2 separate regions of the Homo sapiens genome follow, and region 1 is linked to region 2. Evidence: chromatin contacts called from ENCODE Hi-C or POLR2A ChIA-PET data. All regions are on one chromosome and are shown on one strand. Each heading gives the region's core, a stretch centred on a gene start or an enhancer-like site at or near the end of the contact. The rest is flanking DNA. Distances are from core to core; before and after follow the strand shown. Region 1 overlaps LIMD1 (LIM domain containing 1). Region 2 overlaps CDCP1 (CUB domain containing protein 1).

Evidence for each region. A loop is a pair of places that touch in the nucleus more often than their neighbours do. ChIA-PET counts read pairs that join two places held with the same protein, here RNA polymerase II (POLR2A). Pooled maps may share reads with other maps.
Region 1: a pooled map shows a loop between it and region 2 (3-fold over the local background). The contact joins two enhancer-like sites. A Hi-C loop is called at or near these places in 4 of 50 pooled maps. POLR2A ChIA-PET finds 5 or more read pairs at or near these places in 2 of 52 experiments (WTC11 and naive thymus-derived CD8-positive, alpha-beta T cell).

Annotation. Positions count from the first base shown.
Region 1 is chr3:45,663,895-45,670,007 of GRCh38, reverse strand. LIMD1 (LIM domain containing 1) reads right to left here. Exons shown (of 8, transcript NM_014240.3): 3 at 4,291-4,358; 4 at 1,652-1,714. Among named protein-coding and RNA genes, the nearest start is that of LIMD1-AS1, 22 kb to the left of the region's middle. Within about 2 kb of position 2,750, at least 11 of the 41 ENCODE cell types and tissues checked have a DNase peak (open chromatin) inside an H3K27ac peak, as active enhancers do.
Region 2 is chr3:45,101,317-45,107,529 of GRCh38, reverse strand. The region is part of intron 4 of CDCP1 (CUB domain containing protein 1); the gene reads left to right. Among named protein-coding and RNA genes, the nearest start is that of CDCP1, 42 kb to the left of the region's middle. Within about 2 kb of position 2,054, at least 4 of the 41 ENCODE cell types and tissues checked have a DNase peak (open chromatin) inside an H3K27ac peak, as active enhancers do.

The DNA.
Region 1 (6,113 bases), core at 1,501-4,000, 560 kb before region 2:
TCTGTCAAAGCCTGGGAGATAGCAGATATTCATCACGAATGGGGAGGGCTGTGGGTCACTGATGTTTTATAAATATTAGCATATAACCAGCAGAAATGAGTGTTTATGTCCATCAAAGACATGTTCAAGAGTATTCACAGCAGCTTCATGCATAAATAGCAAAAAACTAGAAACCACCAAATCCCCATCAACATGAGATGGAGAAATAAATTGTGCTATATCCATACAATGGAATTCCACTTAGCAATACAAATCAATAAACTACCAATACAGGTAACAGCATGGATGAAGCTCAAAAACATATGTAATAAGACCTGAAAGAGTCTATACTATATGTTTCTATTTATATGAAGTTCCAAAACCAGCAAAATGAATTTCTGGCAATAGAAGTTGGAATAATGGTTGCCTTTGTGGGAGTGGGGTCTTGAGTGGGAATAGACAAGAAGGAACTTTCTGGAGTTTGGGAAGTGTTCTATATCTTGATCTGGGTGGTGGTTACAGGGGTATATGCACATGTGAAAACTCGTTCAGATGTACACTTAAGATTAGTATCTTTTACTCTATGAGTTATTTCTCAATAAAAAGGTAAAATTAAAAATACTAATAATTAGAAATTATCTTCTCTAGAATGAAATTAATGAGTCAGCTTAGAGAGGGACTTAACTGTTTCCAACTTAAAGTATGTTATATAATCATTTCCTCTGATCAGTATATTAAAGAACTTCTTAAAGGCTGGTTTCCAATGGTGAACAATTTGATGTTGTATTCATTAACCTCATAACCTAACCCTCTAGGGAAAAATTGTCCCCACTGAAGACCTGAAGCCCAAAATAACCTCAGAGAGCCAGTGACTGAGCAAAGAATGGAATGTATAAAACCTGGTCCTTGCTCTGCTGTCTCAGAACTAAATGACAGGCCCTAAAAACTCATCTTCGTAATGGTGTGAGCTGGGCATAACACAGGGAGAAAAACAACTTTGCTCCTCTGGCTTTCTGCATTTGACTCCAAGGTAGCTGAGATTTCTGCAGTAAAAACAGACTGTATTTAGCATCTCACCTGGGATGCCACAAGGATCACAGAGAAGCCAGAGGGAGGCCAGTGCGATTCAAACAGCCCAGAGGAGGAGAAAGCATTATCGGAAACATGATAGCGTGTGCTCTAGATGGTTAAAGATGTTAATTCCAATAAAAGCCAACAATGTGGGTTCTATTAGAACAAGCAAGCTGTACTTTACAGGGACTTTTTTTTTTTTTTTGAGGTGGAGTCTCACTCTGTTGCCCAGGCTGGAGTGCAGTGGCGTGATCTTGGCTCACTGCAAACTCCGCCTCCAGGGTTCAAACAATTCTCCTGCCTTGGCCTCTCAAGTAGCTGGGACTACAGGCATGCACCACCACGCCCGGAAAATTTTTGTATTTTTAGTAGAGACAAGGTTTCACCATATTGGCCAGGCTGGTTGGTCTCAAACTCCTGACCTCGTGATCCGCCCGCCTCGGCCTCCCAAAGTGCTGGGATTACAGGCATGAGCCACTGCGCCCAGCTGTAACCACAAATCAAGATAAGAAACACTGTCCTCAATTATTAATTTCTTTTTTCTCTGAACACCTCCTCCTCCACCTGAGATGCTGTTCTCTTCTTTGGCTGACCTACTCACCATGTCCATGATCAGATGTCCACAAAGAAAACACCTGTCAGCCGACTGCTGGAAACCAGAGTACTGCAGAAGAAAAAGAAAAGAAAGTTAAACCCAGACTGGTAAGATGAATCAGCCACTTCCCCAACAGCCAAGAGGATTATAAGGAATTTCTCAGAAAGATGTGTCACTCTGTGCAGAATTCTGTCATCCCCAAGTACAACACAGCTGTGGGCTGAGTCATAGAATATTCTCTGCCACGAAAGCCATCACAAATACTAGTACCACTCACTCTAACAATGACTGTGTCTGGGCACCCACAGCATGCCAGGCTCTATGTAAGGGACTGTATATAGAGATGCTTTAATCCCATCTCAGTGGTTCTCAAAGAGCAGTTCCCTGGCATCACTTGAAAGCTTGTAAAAAATGCAAATCCTTGGGCTCCACTCCAGACCTACTGATTTGGAAACTCAGGGGGTGGGTTCTGGCAATCTGTGTTTTCACAAGCCTTTCAGGGGATTCTGAAACCATCACTCTAATGCTTACAACAATTCTGCAAGGTCTACATTATTACCCAGAATCCTCAAATAGAAGCAGAGGGCAGCTCAGAGAGGTTAAGTGAACTTTTCAAGGTCACACAGCCAACAAAGGGTAAGGACAGAAATCAAATTCAACTCCGGTTCTGGTTAAAAAGCTAATGCCTTTTATAGTTAGCTTCAAAGAAACTTAATAAATATCTACTTTACCTTACCTTATCTTACCTAAACACATACACACACACAGTCTTGAAAGACATGAGGTGCTCTCTTCAAAAAACATACTAGATGCTACACGCTAGACTAGAAGTTTGGGTATTACAAACACAACTTAACTGGGGGAAACCTTATGAAAGGAAGCTGGGAAAAACAAAAAAGGGAAACTTTCTGCAACTCTACACCATGTGGTGGAGGTTTCTGTTGTCTGGCACCTACGCCCCATTCTGGGGGTAATAGCTCTCTATTTTCATTTGAGATCCAGCCCCCAGCTCCACACCACGTGGCTCCCATCACCATGTGGGCTGGCTCCATGCCAGGGCCCAGGCAGGGCATTGACAGATCTGGCCCATCAGAGCCTTGCATTCCTCCAGCACTGTTACTTTTTCCAGGCGTGGGCATGTGGCCCAGTAAGAGCCAATGAGACTCCATCAGACGTCTGTGGAGGATTCCGAAGGAGGGACTGGCACTCTTGCCCATCGGATGTGAAACTGAGAGAATGTAAACTCTGGGGTCCTCCCAACATCTGGCCATCACATAGGACCTGAGACTGAAGCTAACACTGAGATACACGGCCAAAAACTGTGGAGAAAATGACTCCTGAGGCACTGCTGGAATAATTTCCTTTTTACTTAAGCCCGTTTGGGTTTGCTAGTCTGTTTCTGGCCAACAGGAATCATAATGAATCAACTTTTCAGTGAAAACCAAATAGAGCTTTTCTCAAGGGAAGGCAGGGAGAAGCTGGCCCTGAGCCCATCTCTGCATCTCACATTCCTCATCCCTGAGATGACAGAGTCATTTCAACCACCAACTACCAAGCACCCAGTCTGCATGGCATCTTGTTAGAATCTGCAGGTGTGAAGGTGAAGACGCATGTTCTTTCTATCCTGGAAGCTTTCAGTCAATGGAGGAGAGACTTGTAAGCAGACATACTGCTCAGGGCTAACAGCCCACAGCCCTGCCAGGGCAGGCCCTGGGCATGGTGGCAGCACAGAAGAGCTCCTCCATTGTGGGTGCAGGAGGGACAGGAAGGCTGTTGGGGGGATCTGGGAAAATAAAGGGGCAAGACATTGCAAGCAGGGGAAATGGCCCAAGCAAAGGCACGAAGGCATGAGGTTGCATAGGTGTGGGCAGCTGGGGATTCCAGACCTCGGAGAGCTTCTGAGTGTGCTTTGTACCCTGCACATGCTGGGACCAAGCAGGCCAGGTTTATGCCCTATAAGGCCTCTTGATGCGGGTGTGCGGAGGCCGTTAAGCTAGCCTGGCTGAGCCATGCCGGAGGTATGAACGGAGGCAGAATTGTGGAAGACATGGCAGCACAGAGTTCAACGCCTGGCTGCGTTCAAGGAGGTGGGGTTGAGGACAAACCTAGGAGGCAATTCTCACAGATCAGGACCCAAGGCAAGGTAAGATTTTTCTGCTTCACAGAAATATGGTGAGGGGCTGGTACGTGAGGGGTTGGGACACAGCCCAGGGGCCAGTGGGATGCCAGCAGCTGGCCTCAGAGGTGCGGCAGGGCTAGAGCTCAGGTCTGGGAGCCACTGGCACATGGATGGACTTCCAGTCCATGGGAGAAGCTAGATCCCCAGAGAGAGTGGGATGAGAAGAAGAGAGCCCAGGTCCCAGTCCAGTGGTCTAAGAGGAGGAGTCCAGGGTGGTGGAAGAGGCAGAACTGCAGAAAGCAGCAAGAGGATAGCCAAGTGACCCCACAGTTCCTTCAAAGTACAAAGCTGTGTGGTTTGCCATTGGCCTCAGGAACATGGCCACCCCCAAGTATCTACAGAAGGAAAGGCAGGGCCCCTCTCTCCAGCAGTGCAGCTTCCCTACACGCTGGCCCAGGTCCCCCCAGGCCCCTGCCCTCTGACTCTGGCCAGGACATGCAAGGGGAGGCTTCGGTGACACACTCACCAGGAAGTCTTCTTCACAAAACACTTTGCCGTTGACAAAATAAAAGGCTTTTCCTCTCAGCTTCCGGCCTAAGGAAAAAATCACAAACACAGGGTAAAAAAAGAAAAATTTTAATATGCAGTGGAAAAAGTGAAAAGTGAAAAGCAAAATCTTTAGGCAGAAATAAACACGTAAAAACCGCCAACTGTCAATGACACTTTCCAGTTCCTAAAAGATGCCGTGGCCCTCGGCGAGAGGCAGGCAGGCTGAGGCCGGGAGGAAGGGTGCCCTGGCAGGTGCTATTTGGCAAAAAGACTCAAGGGCTGACTTGGAAGTCATCCTACGCTCACCTTCCAGCACCTCCTATCTGCTTGGAAAGATGCCAGCAAAGCATTTGGTGGCAGGACAGCAGAGGCAACACAAGGGGGCATCCAAGCAACAGTCTCTTGTGAAGATGCAGTTTCCCACAGGCATTTATGACAGTCACCTTGGACATATGCTCCAGGACCATTGTGACCGCCTATCAGGAGAGTCCTATACATTGGTTAACTATTATTTTCCTATCTTTTTCTCACCTAAACTGTAGAAAACACACATTGTTGGAAGGATATTTTTGTTTCTCTTGACCTAAAACGAGTAGGCGGGAGTGGGAAAAGTTCAAAGCACCCTGATTCCTTGGATGGAACTCTTGCTTCCATAAGGCTAACACAGGTAAACATCCTTTATCAGTCCCTCTCATCTCTTATGGAAAACACAATGGGGCTGTGAGCTCAAGGTCAGCAGAGGGTGTCCCGGGATCCCCTACTTGGCAGTATTCACAGATCTGAGGGCATTTCCAGTGCTAGGCTCAACACATACTCAACAGGCAATGTGGGGGTTTCAGAAACTGAATGAACTCTCTGCAAAAAGTTAAACCAAGCCCTTTGGGGCCAGCCCACAAAATGAAAGTAAAATCATCATTGTCACAAACAGTGCCCGAGATACAGAGAAACCCGCCAGACGAACACTGGCTGCCCTCGCCTGGTGACGCCCACAGGAGGCAAAGCAGCGCAAGGCAGATAGCGACAAGACTGTCAAAGAACATTCCTCAGACCTCAGAGAGGACCCTGAAAGCATCAACGCAGCGGAAAAGGCATAAAAAAGGAAGTAACTTTAACTACAAATCCATCTTCTTTGCTGTGGTGGTCGTTGCTACCAGATCTAGTGTTGTCTGAATGTTTCCCCCAGCCCTCCTGTAGGTTCCTGTAGGACTTTTTAATACTCTGAGTATATGCTACATTCCTTGAAGATATAGCTAAGTCAGCTTCATACTTGGAGGGGAAGCTTTGGCAATACTCTAACAGAGTGCAGTACATGTTGAGTTAAAGAAAAAAGGAAGAGTAAGCCATGGATCAGAAGATGGCCAAAGCACATATAAAATGCTATTAGTATCTGGCCGGGCACAGTTGTTCACGTCTGTAGTCCCAGCATTTTGGGAGGCTGACACGGGAGGATCACTTGAGGTCAGGAGTTTGGGACCAGCCTGGCCAACATGGTGAAACTTTGTCTCTACAAAAGGTACAAAAATTGGCCGGGCACAGTGGCTCAAGCCTGTAGTGCCAGCACTTTGGGAGGCTGAGGCAGGTGGATCACCTGAGGTCAGGAGTTCGAGATCAGCCTGGCCAATATGGTGAAACCCCATCTCTACTAAAAATACAAAAAAGAGCTGGGCATGGTGGCATGCACCTGTAACCCCAGCTACTTGGGAGACTGAGGCAGGAGAATCGCCTGCACCTAGGAGGCGGAGGTTGCAGTGAGCCGAGATCATGCCACTGCACTCCAGCCTGGGTGACAGAGGGAGACTC
Region 2 (6,213 bases), core at 805-3,304:
CAGGGTTAGAAAAGACACAACACGGGCCGGGCGCGGTGGCTCATGACTGTAATCCCAGCACTTTCAGAGGCCGAGGTGGGAAGATTATAAGGTCAGGAGTTTGAGACCAGCCTGGCCAATATGGTGAAACCCCATCTCTACTAAAAATACAAAAAATTAGCCGGGCGTGGTGGCAGGCACCTGTAGTCCCAGCTACTCAGGAGGCTGAGGCAGGAGAATCGCTTGAACCCGGGAGGTGGAGGTTGTGGTGAGCCAATATTGTGCCACTGCACTCCAGCCTGGGCAACACAGCAAGACTCCATCTCAAAAAAAAAAAGAAAGAAAGGAAAGAAAGACACAACACTTGTTCAAACAAAGAGATTAGACTGTGGCTCCAGAAATGATTGGTAGGATGCAGCAAGTCACTCATGGAAGGAATTCCAATGGCATGTGGTGAGGTTGGAGGCAGGAGAGTGGACCGCAGCTGGTAGGAATACTAAGGGGAGACTCTGGGCAGAGTCTGGCCCTTCTCAGGCTGTGCAGGAGGCCCCATCTGTGCCAATGGTGTGTGCCGCTCATGATCACTGGAAGAGCTCTATGTGCTGCTCCTGCTTTCTTAGCCTTGGAGGTGAGAAAGAAGCTGAGAGAGGGGCCTCAAGGTGACTGAGTTTTGGGTCAGAGCCTCTGCCCTTGCTTCTCCTGTGAGTGCTAGAGGAAAATCTCCTGGGGCTAGTTTCCCCCTCGACCCCTTCACTGCTGCACCTCTCTGAGTCCAACCCAGGCTTTGCCCTAACTTGACCTTCCTTTGTCCCCAGAAGCAGGGGAACAACTACCCAGACCAAAGCCACTACCCCAGGAGTGCACTTGTGGGTGGTTTGCATTCTTCACACAACATGGATTTATCTGTCTCCACGTCTGCATCTTACTAAACTCCTCCCAGTCAGGAATCTTGTCTTATTGCTCTTTCTATTCCCACCACAGCTTCCGACACATTCCAGGCCCTCCATAAATCCGTGTTGCACCAATCTCAGGAGTCAGCATCTTTTCCAAAGTGGCTCAAGAGCCAGTTGCACCATAAGAACCCACAGCCCATCTGAAGGGGCAAGGCAGATACAGTGAAGTGGGGCACCCATGAGAGCAGCTGCTTGGTGGTGGGGCAGACAAGGAGAAGGGCATCAGAAATAAGAGCAAAGGCAGAGCCTGGAGACCTTCTCAAACCAAAGTGCAACCATAGAAAGCCAGAGCCTCAGCAGGGGTGGAGAAAGCTGTGAGAGGCACCAGCCAGCCCAAACCCCTCATTATCTACAGCAGGACCTGAGCACAGTGGGCCCAGGCTACAAAAAAACAGACAGGTGTTACCTTGAACCTAATTGTCCAAAAAACAAGATAAAAATATCTACCATCAGTCCTCTCTACTTTGCTGAGAAACATCAGGTAGGTTCAAACTAGACCCAGAGAACTCCTGTAGGGAGTATTTTTCCATGGCTTGACCACAAACATCCTGTGTTTTGAGTCATGTACAATTACCCAGGAACTGAGGAATAACTGATGTGGCCATCCGTGACCACATCTGTAAGCAGTGATAGCTTCAGCTGCCCACAGTGTGCAAACCACGGGTGTCTGAGAGCTCAGTTCATGTTCACCTCTACCACACAAATCTTGTTTTTAAGTGCTCCACAATGCACCCTCTCCTTTCTTTTTTGATATCACAAGATTACCATGTCATGCCTGATGTTATTACCACTTTCACCAGGCAGCCTGTTTCTCTCTTTGTATAATTTCTAAAGGTTCAAGTGGCCCTGCTGATAATGATTATGTGAGTTAATGGTACAGTATTCTACCCATCTATATTATATTCTACCCATCTATATATCTACCCATCTATAAGGCTTTAGGGAGAGCCTTCTAGCCTACTAGCCTACTGCTTTATGCATCCTCTTCTAGCTTTTGGAAAATCTGTTTGCTTTCCTGAAAATACCAAACAAACTATTATCTTCAAAACCCATGGGCTTCTGGGTGATCATGAGTCACATACGACAAGCAGATGTGCATTTCCAGTGTGTTACACAGGACGCTTTGTTAACCACTCTGGGTGAATGCTGGTTGTGGAAGCAGATACATTGCTCCTTTTTTGGCTTTTACAACCTCCAGAAGCCACCTGGAACCTTAAATAATTATTGGATTTGTTTTTGCTTCTTGTTTTTTGTTTTTGTTGGGTAACTTGTGTTCCATGAGTCTTAAATTTGTCCTGCTGAGCTGATAGGTATTATGGCCTTTGACTTACTCCCATTGAGTCCATTTCCAAAAAAAATTGTCTATCTATAGATACCACAAAAATGATTAGGGGCCTTTATGAAACATCAGTCAGTAACCCAATCCCTTCAAAGGTCCCCAGTGTGGCTTTTACAACAGTGTCAATAACTATTAAATAGTGAAGGGTTTTCTTTTGGTGGCAGGTGGGGGTTAAACATCAGGCTCAAATGTTTTGTTTGTTTGTTTTTTGAGACAGAGTTTTGCTCTTGTTGCCCAGGCTGGAGTGCAATGGCACGATCTTGGCTCACCGCAACCTCCGCCTCCTGGGTTCAAGCGATTCTCCTGTCTCAGCTTCTCAAGTAGCTGGGATTACAAGCCCACCATGCCCAGCTAATTTTGTATTTTCAGTAGAGACAGGGTTTCTCCATGTTGGTCAGACTGGTCTCAAACAATCGACCTCAGGTGATCTGCCCACCTCAGCCTCCCAAAGTGCCAGGATTACAGGCGTGAGCCACCACACCCAGCCTCAAATGTTTTTTATATGAAGGCATCTGCAATGTTGTAGAAAAACTATGGGATTCTTTCAAGGCAGGAAACTGTGTCCAGATCACAGATCTGCCCCTTTATTAGGGAACATTGAGCGGTTAATTTGCAACCTTCTCAGCTGTAAAATAACAATAGTCATTCCTCCTTCCCCCCATGTTGTGAGGGTGAGATAAGGCAACTTGTCAAAGCACACAGACCTCACTGAGTAAAGATCTGTCTTGTCTTTCCATAGATTTATGAATGTTAATAGGTAATTTTACATTTAAAACACCCATCTGTGAGAGATAAGGGCTGCACATTTCCACCCTGTTTTGCCTGCTGAAGCCACATATGAAAACATTCTGTAGGCAGCAGGGAAATTAACTGTGTCTACCCCTCAGGTTCCTCAGGTTATTTTGAGATCCAACCAAAAGAAGTGTGGAAAGAAATGTGTAAAATGACTAATGAATGAGGTGCAAATGCAAAATAGAAAGTGGAATGAAGTGTGATATTACAGAGAGCCTCCTCATAACGGGCAGTCTGTCTTGCCCCCAGAATCAATAAACTGGGCTTCTGTTTTAGCTGGGACATGAGGTATCTCACCACAGTCCACCTGATTATTATACAGTAATTTTCAAAAGAAATATAAACTGTAAAACCACAATAGTGTTTCACACCCACTAGAATAGCTAAAACAAGAAAGGCTGAGAACATCAAATGATGGTGAGAATGGACGGCAACAGAACTCTTATGGAGTGCTCCTGGGAGTGTCAAATGGTGTGACCACCTGGGAGAATTGTCTGGCAGATTCTTATGAAGTTAAACTTACACCTACTCTCATAGTCCATTTAGTGTTGCCATAACAGAATACCTGAGACTAGGTAATTTATAAAGAAAAGAGATTTATTTGGCTCACGATTCTGGTGACTGGAAAGTCCAAGAAGCATGGCACCAGCATCTGCTCAGCTTCTGGTGAGAGCCTCTTGCTGTGCCATAATATAGCAGAGGAGTGGCAAGGGAAACGGGCATGTGTGAAAAAGATGAAAACATGAGAGGCAGCCTAGCTTTATAACAGCCCACTCTTGTGAAAACTGATCCACTCCCATGGAACTAACCCAGTCTTGTGAGAAAGAGATTAATCTGTTTTAACAACCTAATCACCTCTTAAAGGCACCACCTCCCAACATTGCCCCACTGGGGACCGACCACACCTCAATATGAATTTGGGTGGGGACAAGCTATATTCAAAGCATAGTGCTTACCTATGAGACCTAGGTATTTACTCAAGAGAAAGGAAACTATGTGTCTACTCAAACACTTGTACAAGGATATTCATAGCAGTCTTATCCATAAAAGTCAAAAACTGAAAACAATCTAAATCACCAACAGAGGAATGGATAAACAAATGTGATATGCTCGCTCATGGAGTACTACTCAGGAATAATAAGGGAAAGAACGACTGATACCCACAGCAACATGGATGAGCCCTAAAAACATCATTCTGCAGAGAGAAAAAAAGCCAGAGACAAAAGAGTATGTACCGTACAATTCCATTTCTATGAAGTTCCAGGGCAGCCAGAATCTGCAGTGATAGAAATCAGAAAATCGTTGCCTTTTAGGGGATGGGAAGTTGGGGGAAACTGACTGGAAAAGAGCACAAAGGAAACTCTGGGATGATAAGAATGTTCTAGATCTTTCTTTGGGTGATTGATACAATGGATATAACAAAATTGTACAGACTCATCACACTGAACACTTAAGATCTGTGTATTTTATTATGTGTAAATTATTTGTCAAAAAAAAAAAATCAAGACCAAGTATGGTGGCTCACGCCTGTAATCCCAACGCTTTGGGAGGCCGAGGCAGGCATATTTGGTTGAGCCCAAAGGAGTCTGAGACCAGCCTGGGCAACATGGCAAAACCCTGTCTCTACAAAAAATAGCTGGGTGTGGTGGCATGTGCTACTAGGGAGTGGTCCCAGCTACTAGGGAGGCTGAGGTGGGAGAATCGCTTGAGGCCAGGAGGCGGCGGCTGCAGTGAGCCATAAACTCCAGCCTGGGTGACAGAGTTGACAGAGTGAAACTGTCTCAAAACAATAATAATTTTTCTTTTTCTTTTTTTTTTTTTTTTAGTAGAAACAGGGTTTCACCATACTGGCCAGGTTGGTCTCGAACTCCTAACCTCAAGTGATCTGCCCAGCTCAGCCTCCCAAAGTGCTGGGATTACAGGCATGAGCCACCATGCCCAGCAAATAATTTTCTTTTTAACCAAGGGAAGATATATATCGAAAGGTTAAGACCGTATGTTTGGATGTTGGGTCCTACCCACTAGCTAGCTATGTAAGTTTGGGCAAATTACTTAACCTTTCTAAGCTTTAAATTTGTATTTTATAAAATGAATATATGCCAGGCAAGGTGGCTCATGCCTGTAATCCCAGCACTTTGGGAGGCCGAGGCAGTGGATCACCTGATGTCAGGAGTTCAAAGCCAACCTGGCCAACATGGTGAAACCCCATCTCTACAAAAGTACAAAACTTAGCCAGGCATGATGGCAAGTGCCTATAATCCCAGCTACTCAGGAGGCTGAGGCAGGGGAATCACTTGAACCTGGGAGGCAGAGGTTGCAGTGAGCTGAGATCACACCATTGTACTCCAGCCTGGGTAATAGAGCAAGACTCCATCTCAAAAAAAAATGAAGATAATAAAAACAGTATTACCTAATGCAAATTTAAATTGCAACCTTCTGTAAGGAAAAGCCTATTTATTGTGTGTACCAACACTGGAGCATAGTGTTGAAAGTAGAAACAGGCCCTCTGTACATATTTGATGAACGGTGAACGGCTGTTGAACTAAACCAAGCATCACCACATTTTTTTTTTTTTTTTTTGAGCTGGAGTTTCACTCTTGTTGCCCAGGCTGGAGTGCAATGGTGCGATCTCGGCTCACTGCAACCTCTGCCTTCCAGATTCAAGTGATTCTCCTGCCTCAGCCTCCCGAGTAGCTAGGATTACAGGCATGCGCCACCATGCCAAGCTAATTTTGTATTTTTAGTAGAGATGGGGTTTCACCATGTTGGCCAGGCTGGTCTCGAACTCCTCACCACAGGTGATCTGCCCACCTCGGCCTCCCAAAGTGCTGGGATTACAGACATGAACCACTGCACCCAGCACATGACCACATTTAATACACTTCTACAGCACATTAAGGAACAGCTTCACTATCATCTTGAAACTGGATGGCAGTTGGCAGAGTTTTTCCATGAGTGTGCCATCTATAAGTGAGCTGCATGAAGCCAGTCCCAGGGCCCACACAATTTCTTGTCTCCTCAGTGCAACCACCAGGCTAGAGGAGAGGCAGTTGGGTCCAGGGAAGCAGTGAACATCATAGAAATAGCACAGGCTTTGTAATCAGGAAGATGTCGACTTCATTGCCAGTCTTACCACTTCCTAGCCTTAGT